Linked DNA regions of Homo sapiens: region 1 is linked to region 2. The links are chromatin contacts, found by Hi-C or POLR2A ChIA-PET in ENCODE. All regions are on one chromosome and are shown on one strand. Each heading gives the region's core, a stretch centred on a gene start or an enhancer-like site at or near the end of the contact. The rest is flanking DNA. Distances are from core to core; before and after follow the strand shown. Region 1 overlaps RIN2 (Ras and Rab interactor 2). Region 2 has its middle 21 kb from the start of RIN2.

Region 1 (4,474 bases), core at 1,795-4,294, 210 kb after region 2:
CACAACCTAAGGAGGGAAAAAATTGTAAACAAGTGAGTATCATGTAACGAAATGGGACATAATAGAATACGTCAGATGAACAGAGGAGGACAGCAGATGTCCCAAGAACCTCAGGTGGGAAGCAGGTAATTCTAGGTCAGAGGTACATCAATTTCATTAACGAATAAGAAGTGTAAGATAAAAAATGCCCTAAAGAGCTGTTCAGTCTATCTTGACTGGTGATATCTGTTATCTTTGGGAAGTTTTTTAAAAGAAACATTTAAGATTTCTTTTTTTGATAGCCAAAAGTAAAACGTGTACATGGTGGAAAAAGCACAATGCAGAAAATAAAAATAAACAACACCCTGACCCCGACCCCACCCCCACTCCAAGATAGAATCATTTTTGATTGTTTGTTGGGTTGGCTGATTTAATTCTTTGCTTTGATGTGTATCCTTCTGATGTTTTTGCATGACAATCCATTTAAATGGTAGATCATGCATGATTTTTCACTGACCTACAAGGTGTTTTTGATCATCCTAGAAATGCAGTTTCCTAGAAATTGATTCTGTTTTTGTTGACGGGTAGCACCTTCCAATGTAGTGGCTAGCTTATCTGTTTACAGTAAACCTTGGCCACACAATGTCACCAGCAGCATACTCCAGAGTTGGAGCTATTTTGACCTTGGCCACACAATGTCACCAGCAGCATACTCCAGAATTGGAGCTATTTTGTGCTCTGTAGGCTTTGCATTGCTGCTATATTGGCAATTGGTTCTGCCATAAAATATCTGCTTAGTTAGAATTCATCTGCTAGGAAATAACACCAGTGTAACCCAGAGCAATTAAATACTAGAAACTGCCAATCCATGGAACACTTGCCTTTCCGTGAAGCAGGGTGCATGCCCCGGGCTTGAAGGGCATCGGGACCAAGACTGGAGCCCGCCTGGCTCCTTCTTCTGCCTGTTTTCAGCTCCAAGGGCAACCAGGACAACAGGTTCTTTGTTCCTCTTTCTTATTTTTACAGGAACAAATGAAAGCCTCTGCCAGCATTCGCTCTGTATCTGGCCTTCTCATCTCTAGCTGGAGAGTCAACCAGAGGAAGTTCCTGGGCAAAACAGCTACCACTTTTTCTTACCTCCCGAAATGGCAGCGTCTCCCTGGAGGCAGACATGAGCTTTTGTTCCCATTTCTGTGTCCTCTTCTGCTGGGCCTCAGTTGATAGAACTTAAAAATTACCAAAGGCCCTAAAGGTTTTTCAGAATAGTCCTACTGTGACATGCTCTTACAAATCTTTTTTGAGGAAGTTGGGGCTCCACCCTCAAAAAGCAGCAGCCCTTCGCCATGGAGGAATAAAATCTGTAACCCCAAATATGCTAGTGATTCTTTTTCCTTTTAGAGTTTAATGGGACAAAAAAAGGCCTTGAGGAATTAAGTATGAACTTGCTTGCTCTAGGGAAACTCCCTAAGTCGGAAAACTGGACCTAGGACCAGTTTTATCAATTTCTAGCATTTTGATCTCAAATAAGGAGATAAACTGGATGGCCTCTGATAGCCCTTAAAACTTGGCTAAATATGCAGGGGTCCTTCTAAGACAATCCATTTCCCCATGCCTCTCTGCCCACCACTCTTCCCATGCTGGGTGGTGGGTAAAAGGTTTCTTCTGCTCACCTGGCAATTTCCATGCTGTCAACTGTGTTAGCCAGGCCAGGGTCCTGCCGTGTCCAGAATAATGGATTGGGGTTTCCCTTCTTCTCCAGACTAATAGAATATTACAGAGACATGTTTAATTCCATTTCAATATCCTTTTTTTTTTTTTTTTTTTTTTTTTTTACCTATAACTAGACTCAAGTTCTGAACTTCAAAATTCTAAAGAAATATTTTTATGTCTGAAGGTGTTAAGAAATCATTGGATATCAACTTCTATGTATTTTTGAAGTTGAAGTTTTTCTGGGAATTTTTTGTTTGCTCTGTGTGTGTGTATGTCTTTAACACAAATTGGAATTTGTCCTGTGCCAAAGATTTTTAGTTGATAGATATCTTCAGTATGGGCCATTATTTTCTGTCTCTCTACATAAGGGGCCTCTGGTACTAATATTCTTCCACAAGTTGTTGATCCCAGACCCACCACCTCTCTTCTCCCAACCCCGCTAAGTCCTGGCTTCATCTCCCACCTATCCAGGCATCTTGGCTGCAGCTTGGCATTTGAGGTGTATATTTGTGTTCCTTTTGATACATGGTCAAGGATCTACTGCCCCAAGATCAGGACCATGGTGGGCACAAGACTCTTGACTTCTGTCTCATCCTTGATTCATAAGATGACCCCTGCATTGGCCTCTTGTAGCTAGAAGCCTGGGCCCTCCGGCAATGCCACATCCCAGGGTGTATCTTTCTTGCCATTGCAGCTGGTTAAGACAACAGCCTGGAAAAAGATTTTAGTCTGGCATGCAGCTGAAGGGAAGCTCCTGGAGAAGCATGATATACATGGAAATTTTAACACAAAAATATCAAGAGAAGTGGCTTTTTTTTTTCTTTTTCCATCTGAAAGTTGAGGATGGCAATACCAGAGTCCAGGTTGAGCCTAGACACTAATGGTAGATGGAGAACTCTCCTGCTTCCAGGACCTGCTGGAAGCTGGCCTGTAGAAGCTTTGGGGTTTTGCTTTCTCCCAGGTCACATGAAATGCTGCCAAAACAAGCTCCAGAGTTGTGTTAATACCACAGGATTTGTCAGTCCTAGAATGGAAACACATTGCCTTGCTTTCTTTTTGTGACTATCCAAAAATTAGAAGACGGTAAGAAGTCATCCTGAAAACTCCCATGGAGCGGAACCATTACTCATAGTTTCAAAGACAGTCCAGGCACTTAGAATCAGAAGTTCTTTTCAGGTTCTGTTTATTTGTTTTGCTAACAGATTCCTTTTTTCAGCAAGAATCCATTTTTAGACACAGGGAAACTGAGATTAAACAGTGCATGGTAATGGGTGCAGGCCTCACAGTGATGAAGGGGCAGTGCTGAGGCTCTGATTCAAGTCTGACTTGGAGTCCTCTTTCCACCTAACCGCTGAAGATTAGGAGGCTGAGGGAGACTAGAATCAGGGTTGATTCCATTGAAACTATGACATGCCTTACCAAAAATAGCATTGTGATTTCAGTGCACTCACATGGGCAGGAGGTGGGTGGCTTTGATTCCGGATAAATTGATGACTGAATGTGAAAGCCCCTGAAGCTGTGTGTGGGGTTCCCACTGGGGTTTCTTCAGACCTCATGCACTGCACCTGCCTTTATCCAAGAGCACTTTCCTGCCAGGACTGTCTACCCTCTACTTTCTCCTGCACTCAGCAGGCCACTTTTGTTGGAATCCTAAATCTCATTCTCCGTGCTGGAATAAAGCATTCTGTATTTGGAGACCTTGGATGGAGCACTGGTCTCCAATGTCTGGTATTGGTGGGCATAGAATTATTGTAATTCTACACTAAAGCTCATCACTGACTTTTCTTTTTATCTTTCTTATCATTTTTTTTTTCACTATGTAGACTGCAGGAACATCATTGACTTTTACAACCAAAGCCACTCAAAGCCCACTCCTTGCTAGTTGACTTGAGCTTAGAAGGGGTGTCCATGGGAGAAATTAATGAGCAATAAGGAAGGATTTGTTTTTCTGGAAGGATTGGAGCTGCCTCCTTTTCTTGCCCCAGAGATGGCCAAAGGCCAGGTGGCTCTTGGTAGCTGTGGTGATTTTTGCCGCCCATTTCCTGATAAGCACAGAAACAAGAACGCTTTGTCTCCTGAGGCTGGAGCTGAGCAGCGGATTCTATTTGTTAGGGGGCCTCAGAAAGAAACTGCCCAGTGCCCCTAAGAATATTTCTCCCTGCCCGCTAAGCTCCTCCTCTTCCGTAAACCTTGCTGTCTGCAGATCACCTCCTCCTCAGGCCCCTGGTCATGCCTAAAGCAGACCTTTTATTAATTCCTGCACAGGGCTAGGCCTGAATATGGGCTGGGGATGAGGCCAGGCTAGTAAGGGAGAGAAGTCTGACCAGAGTGGAATGGGGTAGGGGCCCTGGAGGTGTGGGGACAGTAGGGAAGGAATGTGATGGGCCACAGATTACTTGCAGCTGAAAGAGATAAGGGATGAGGATTTGAACCCAGTTTGACAGGTAGGTAGGTAGGAGCCAGATATGGCAGGAGACATTCCAAGTAGCTTGAACTCAGTAATGAGGAAGCTGAGCAACAGCATGTAGATGTATCTACAGGATGATCTTCCCAGGCCGGCGCCGGGGTTCACACCTGGAATCCCAGCACCACTTTGAGAGGCCAAGGTGGGAGGATTGATTGAGACCAGGAGTTCGAGACCAGCATGGCCAACATGGCGAAACCCCGTCTCTACTAAAAATGCACATATTAGTCTGGCATGGTGGCGCTTGCCTAGCTGCTCGGGAGGTTGAGGCACAAGAATTGTCTGAACCTGGGAGACAGAGGTTGCAGTAAGCCGAGATTG
Region 2 (4,686 bases), core at 604-3,103:
CTTGCAAGATAAGGGGCTAAGGGAATGGGGGACAAAAAACAAAAAAAAACCTCAACCAAGAAACTCAACACATTTAAAAAAGGGGGCAGAAAATAGGACAAGGAAAAAAGTGGTTTATGTAACAGCAATTTTTTGTAATAAGTGTGGGGACGGGTCCCATCGGGACGACATTAGGCTGTTAATTTTGAAATAATCATTGGAACCCAGCTGGATAGCAGCAAGATTTGACGCCAGGAGCAAACACAGCCAGGAAGTGGAGGAGCAGATGACTCAGCCCACAGGGCACCAGAGGCGGGGATAATTTCTTTGCCCAGGGGAGTAGCAGTAGTCATCTGTTGTGTAGGCATTACCAAGTTCAATTGTGTGAGCGAGAATGGAAATCTGTTCTTCTGCAGCTTGTGAAAGAAATTAATCACAGCTCTCTGCATGACAAATTTTGGATTTTAGTTCACACAGTCCCTGAATTTTCCTTCAGGTTAAATTTTCCTTTCCTTGGGACCTCGTGTTGCCTTTACTACAGCCCAACTCTCTCTTGCCCATTTTGCACCCCAATCCAAATATAAAACAAAACAACTGGGAATTGGTTCTAAATGCCCCTTTCACATCTGCTCAGGCCATCATTACAGAATTTCATTTGCAAAAAAAAATCCAGATGAAACCAAATGAGGCATTTTATTCTGGCATTTCATTTTATTCTACATACAGATAACGACAGGGCAGTGAGGAGTTTTGGTCTGTGGCCTCTTCCCAGGACTAACAAGAGCCTGACACAAGAAAACACACCCTTGGTGCTTTTATTAATAACTTTTTTTTTTTTTTTTGAGATGGAGTCTTGCTCTGTCGCCAGGCTGGAGTGCAGTGGCTCGATCTCGGCTCACTGCAAGCTCTGCCTCCTGGGTTCAAGCGATTCTCCTGCCTCAGCCTCCTGAGTAACTGGGACTACAGGCACGCGCCACCATGCTCGGCTAATTTTTGTATTTTTAGTAGAGACAGGGTTTCACCATGTTGGCCAGGATGGTCTCGAACTCTTGACCTCTAGTGATCTGCCCACCTCAGCCTCCCAAAGTTCTGGAATTATAGGAGTGAGCCACCGTGCTCGGCCTTAATAACCTTTTATATGTTGGGTACGGTTTTTCACCTTTGTAATCCCAGTGCTTTGGAAGGTCAAAGCCAGAGGATTATTTGAGGCCAGGCTTTGGAGACCAGCCTGGGCAACATAGCAAGACCCTATCTCTACAGAAAATTTAAAAATTAGCCAGCCATGGTGGCATGCACCTGTAGTGTAGTTCTGGCTACTTGGGAGGCTCAGGCAGAAGGATCACTTATGCTCAGGAGTTCGAGGTTGCAGTGAGCTATGATCGTACCACTGCATTCCAGCCTGGGTGACAGTGTGAGACCCTATCTCTAAAAAAAGAAACTAGCAAGAAATAAAAAATAGCATAACCTCTTATAGTCCACCACCAAAACAAGGATACAGATAAAAAGTCCAAAATTGTGTGAAAGCACAATGCTCAAAAATCTTTCCAAGACTACTCTCATGGAAAACTAAAATGAGTGTAGGTTTAGATTTATTAGCTTATTAACACATTAATCAGTAAGATGGTAAATGTAGCTCAAAAAGCATGTTGAGGACATCAGGATGTATAGGTATATACAAAGACTGTGAAGAGTGCTAGATTTGAGACTAATGAATGAGCTCCAATGCAACCACACTCATAACCTCTCGCAGTCTTCATTACCTGATTCAAATGATTTGCCTTTCCCAGACAAGATACACATGTTGAAGTGTAACTTCATAAAGTGTGAGTCCTCCATCAACAGTAAAGAGTGAGTCAGAGGTGCACTCCCTTAGTTCACACAACAATCCTTGGGTGCGTCTGTTGAGCAATGTTTCAGTATGCCACTGAAAGGAGAAACTAACCTTAACCCTAACCTTAACCCTCTCTTGTCTTTATTTCCAAGTGTTGGGTAATTGTGTGAAACTCGTGCTGGTTTCAATTGAAATCATTCGTCATACATGCATGTTCACAAGTGCTTCAGCTAAGCAGGCCTGAAATGCCTTTAGTTTCCTGGAAATTTCGTTAAAAGCCTTTGTCCTTCCTAAAATGTCCCCTTTTGAAATCCTATACTTCAAAGTATCAGCCTTATACTGTATACTTATGTACAGGGTAAGATATTAATTCAAAGAAACAATGCAGGCAGCTAAATTCCTTTCATCTAAACATGCCTTTCTTCTTTCTCCTTGGTGCTACATTTCACTCAAAGCTGCAGGAAAGTATACAGGAAAAATGAGCTGAGTGTGTTCTGCAAATAGGTCAGGCTGAAGCAGGAATGTTTTCCTGTGCTGAATTAAAAGTTTTCTGTTTCATTTATCAGTAGAATTAAAAGTTCTCTGATGTTTCTCTAAGTGTCATACATATACAAAACAGTGTAAAATTGAAAAAAAAAAACCCACATGCTGTATTGTCCATTTCTGTTCTTTGGGACTCTACAGTTTAAAAAAGAAAGAAATTAAAGAATTTTGAAAATAAAAGTTATCTTCAAATATTATCTCTCTTCTTAATGAAATTTTTTACCTTTAAAGCAGATGCAGCAAAGACAAACTTTGGTTATTCTTTTTAAAGAGATATAAACTGATTTGTTTCATGCTTATATGAACCTGATTTCTCTATATTTGTTTTGCCACTTATTATAGAGGAGTATTTGCCTTTATGACTCTTTTTCTTCTTGCATGCACTAATTAGTAGTTTAAGAGAGGTGAAAGCACTTACTTTTCCATTTTTCAGTAATCTGAGTATTTTTAAACCAGTGTTTGTGTATTTTAAAAAGTGGCTATTTGTGAGCCTAAGAAAATTTCACAACACTGTTGCTGAAAGAATAATAATATGTATCACATTTTAGTGTTTAATTATCTTTTAATTTACTTTGATAACTATTCTGGGTTGAATTGTCCCCCCTCCAAAAAAAATTTATGTTAAAGTCCCATCCCTCAGAACCTGTGAATGTGACCTTCTTTGGAAATAGGGACTTTGCAAATATGATCAAGTTAAGATGAGGTCATAGGGGATTGGGGTAAGCGCTAATCCAATGACTGGTGCCCCTTCAAGAAGAGGGAAACATGGGCCGGGCACGGTGGCTCACGCCTGTAATCCCAGCATTTTGAGAGGCTGGGGCGGGTGGATCAGCTGAGGTCAGAAGTTCAAGACCAGCCTGGCCAACATGGTGAAACCCCGTCTCTACTAAAAATGCAAAAATTAGCCAGGCCTGGTGGCGTATGCCTGTAATCCCAGCTACTCGAGGGGCTGAGGCAGGAGGAGTGCTTGAACCTGGGAGGCAGAGGTTGCACTGAGTTAAGATCGCACCATTGCACTCCAGCCTGGGCAACAAGAGCAAAACTCCGTCTCAAAATAAATAAATAAATAAATAGAAGTAAATAATAAAAAGAAGAGGGAAATGTGGCCACAGACACAGAGAGAGAACGCCAGGTGACCTCGGAGGCCGAGAGTGGAGTGATGCTGCCACAAGCCGAGGAATGCCAAGGACTGCCAGCCATCGCCGGAAGCTAGGAGAGAATGGAACAGGTCCTCCCCGTGAGCCCCAAGAAGAAAACAACCCGGACTGATTACGGACTTCTGGCCTCCAGAGCTGTAAGTGAAAATGGCTCTGTTGTTTTAAGCCATCAGATTTGTGGTAATTTGTGACAGCAGCCCTGGGAAATGAGCACAGTGGTGATTCAGATCCTAACCTGAAACCATCCCAAGTTGATGGATGCACCAAGTCTTTGTAATTTGAGCTGAACTACTTACAAGAAAGAGTTATGACTATCGATAAAGGTGAGAATATTTTACAATCCTGTTTAAGCCCTCTGTGTCTATTTCCAGGGTGGGGCCATGCTATAAACAGGACAAACAGAACTCTCTGCTTTTGCTACCACTGAAAAAGCATTTCCGTGGGAGATCCATATTAGGTAGCACCTGGAGATGCCAGGACCACAAAACCACTGCCCAGCGTTACACACACATACGCCCTCCAACCCCCAGGATGGGATCAGATCCCTCTGTGATTCTGCCAAAGGCTGAGGCTGGCCACGGGTTTGGGGGATGGGGCTGAGACCAGGCGGCAGGGATGCCGTCTAGTGGGGATGGGAAGCACAAGAGAGATGAAAGCTTCTGCAGCTTCTGCTGCCATGCGCTCTTACATAGGATAGCCAAGGGCACAGGCCAGAGGCAGATAGGGGAGCGGGCTCTCTCTAGGAAACATCAGCTCCAAGGAGGACCGGGATCCTTTGGAAGGAGCTGGAGCTGGGGTGAGACAGGGGCAGACACCCTCCGGATGGATGGGACGATCATGGTTCCAGCCTTTGGACATCTGGAAGGTGAGTAGGGACACAAAGCATGTGGGAACTGGGGCAGACAGTGGCCCATTTCCCACTCTGCTGTGTGGGCATCAAATGTTCCCCCAAGGGAGTTTCTAGCTTGAGCAAGCCATTGTTCTCAGCATTCATTTGCCCAGTGAGCCATGGTTTTGGAGACCAGAGTATGATTCTCCAAAACACAAGTGTGTTGGACCTACCCACATAGGAGACCCATGGAGAATACTAAGTATCAGTCAATTCCATTTCTCCCATCGCGGCCCCAGTCCACACCCTAGGAGGCATCCTACTGGTGGTTATCATTATTTATTCAC

Evidence for each region. Hi-C counts contacts between places; a loop is a spot of excess contacts on that map. ChIA-PET counts read pairs that join two places held with the same protein, here RNA polymerase II (POLR2A). Pooled maps may share reads with other maps.
Region 1: a loop to region 2 is called in a pooled map, with 13 times the contacts of the local background. The contact joins two enhancer-like sites. A Hi-C loop is called at or near these places in 1 of 37 single-sample maps with no recorded cell type and 8 of 50 pooled maps. POLR2A ChIA-PET finds 5 or more read pairs at or near these places in 4 of 52 experiments (MCF 10A, PC-9, activated CD8-positive, alpha-beta memory T cell and 1 more).

What each region holds. Positions count from the first base shown.
Region 1 is chr20:19,942,192-19,946,665 of GRCh38, forward strand. All of the region lies in intron 4 of RIN2 (Ras and Rab interactor 2), which reads left to right. Among named protein-coding and RNA genes, the nearest start is that of NAA20, 73 kb to the right of the region's middle. Within about 2 kb of position 3,045, at least 8 of the 41 ENCODE cell types and tissues checked have a DNase peak (open chromatin) inside an H3K27ac peak, as active enhancers do.
Region 2 is chr20:19,735,363-19,740,048 of GRCh38, forward strand. No RefSeq gene overlaps it. Among named protein-coding and RNA genes, the nearest start is that of RIN2, 21 kb to the right of the region's middle. Within about 2 kb of position 1,854, at least 8 of the 41 ENCODE cell types and tissues checked have a DNase peak (open chromatin) inside an H3K27ac peak, as active enhancers do.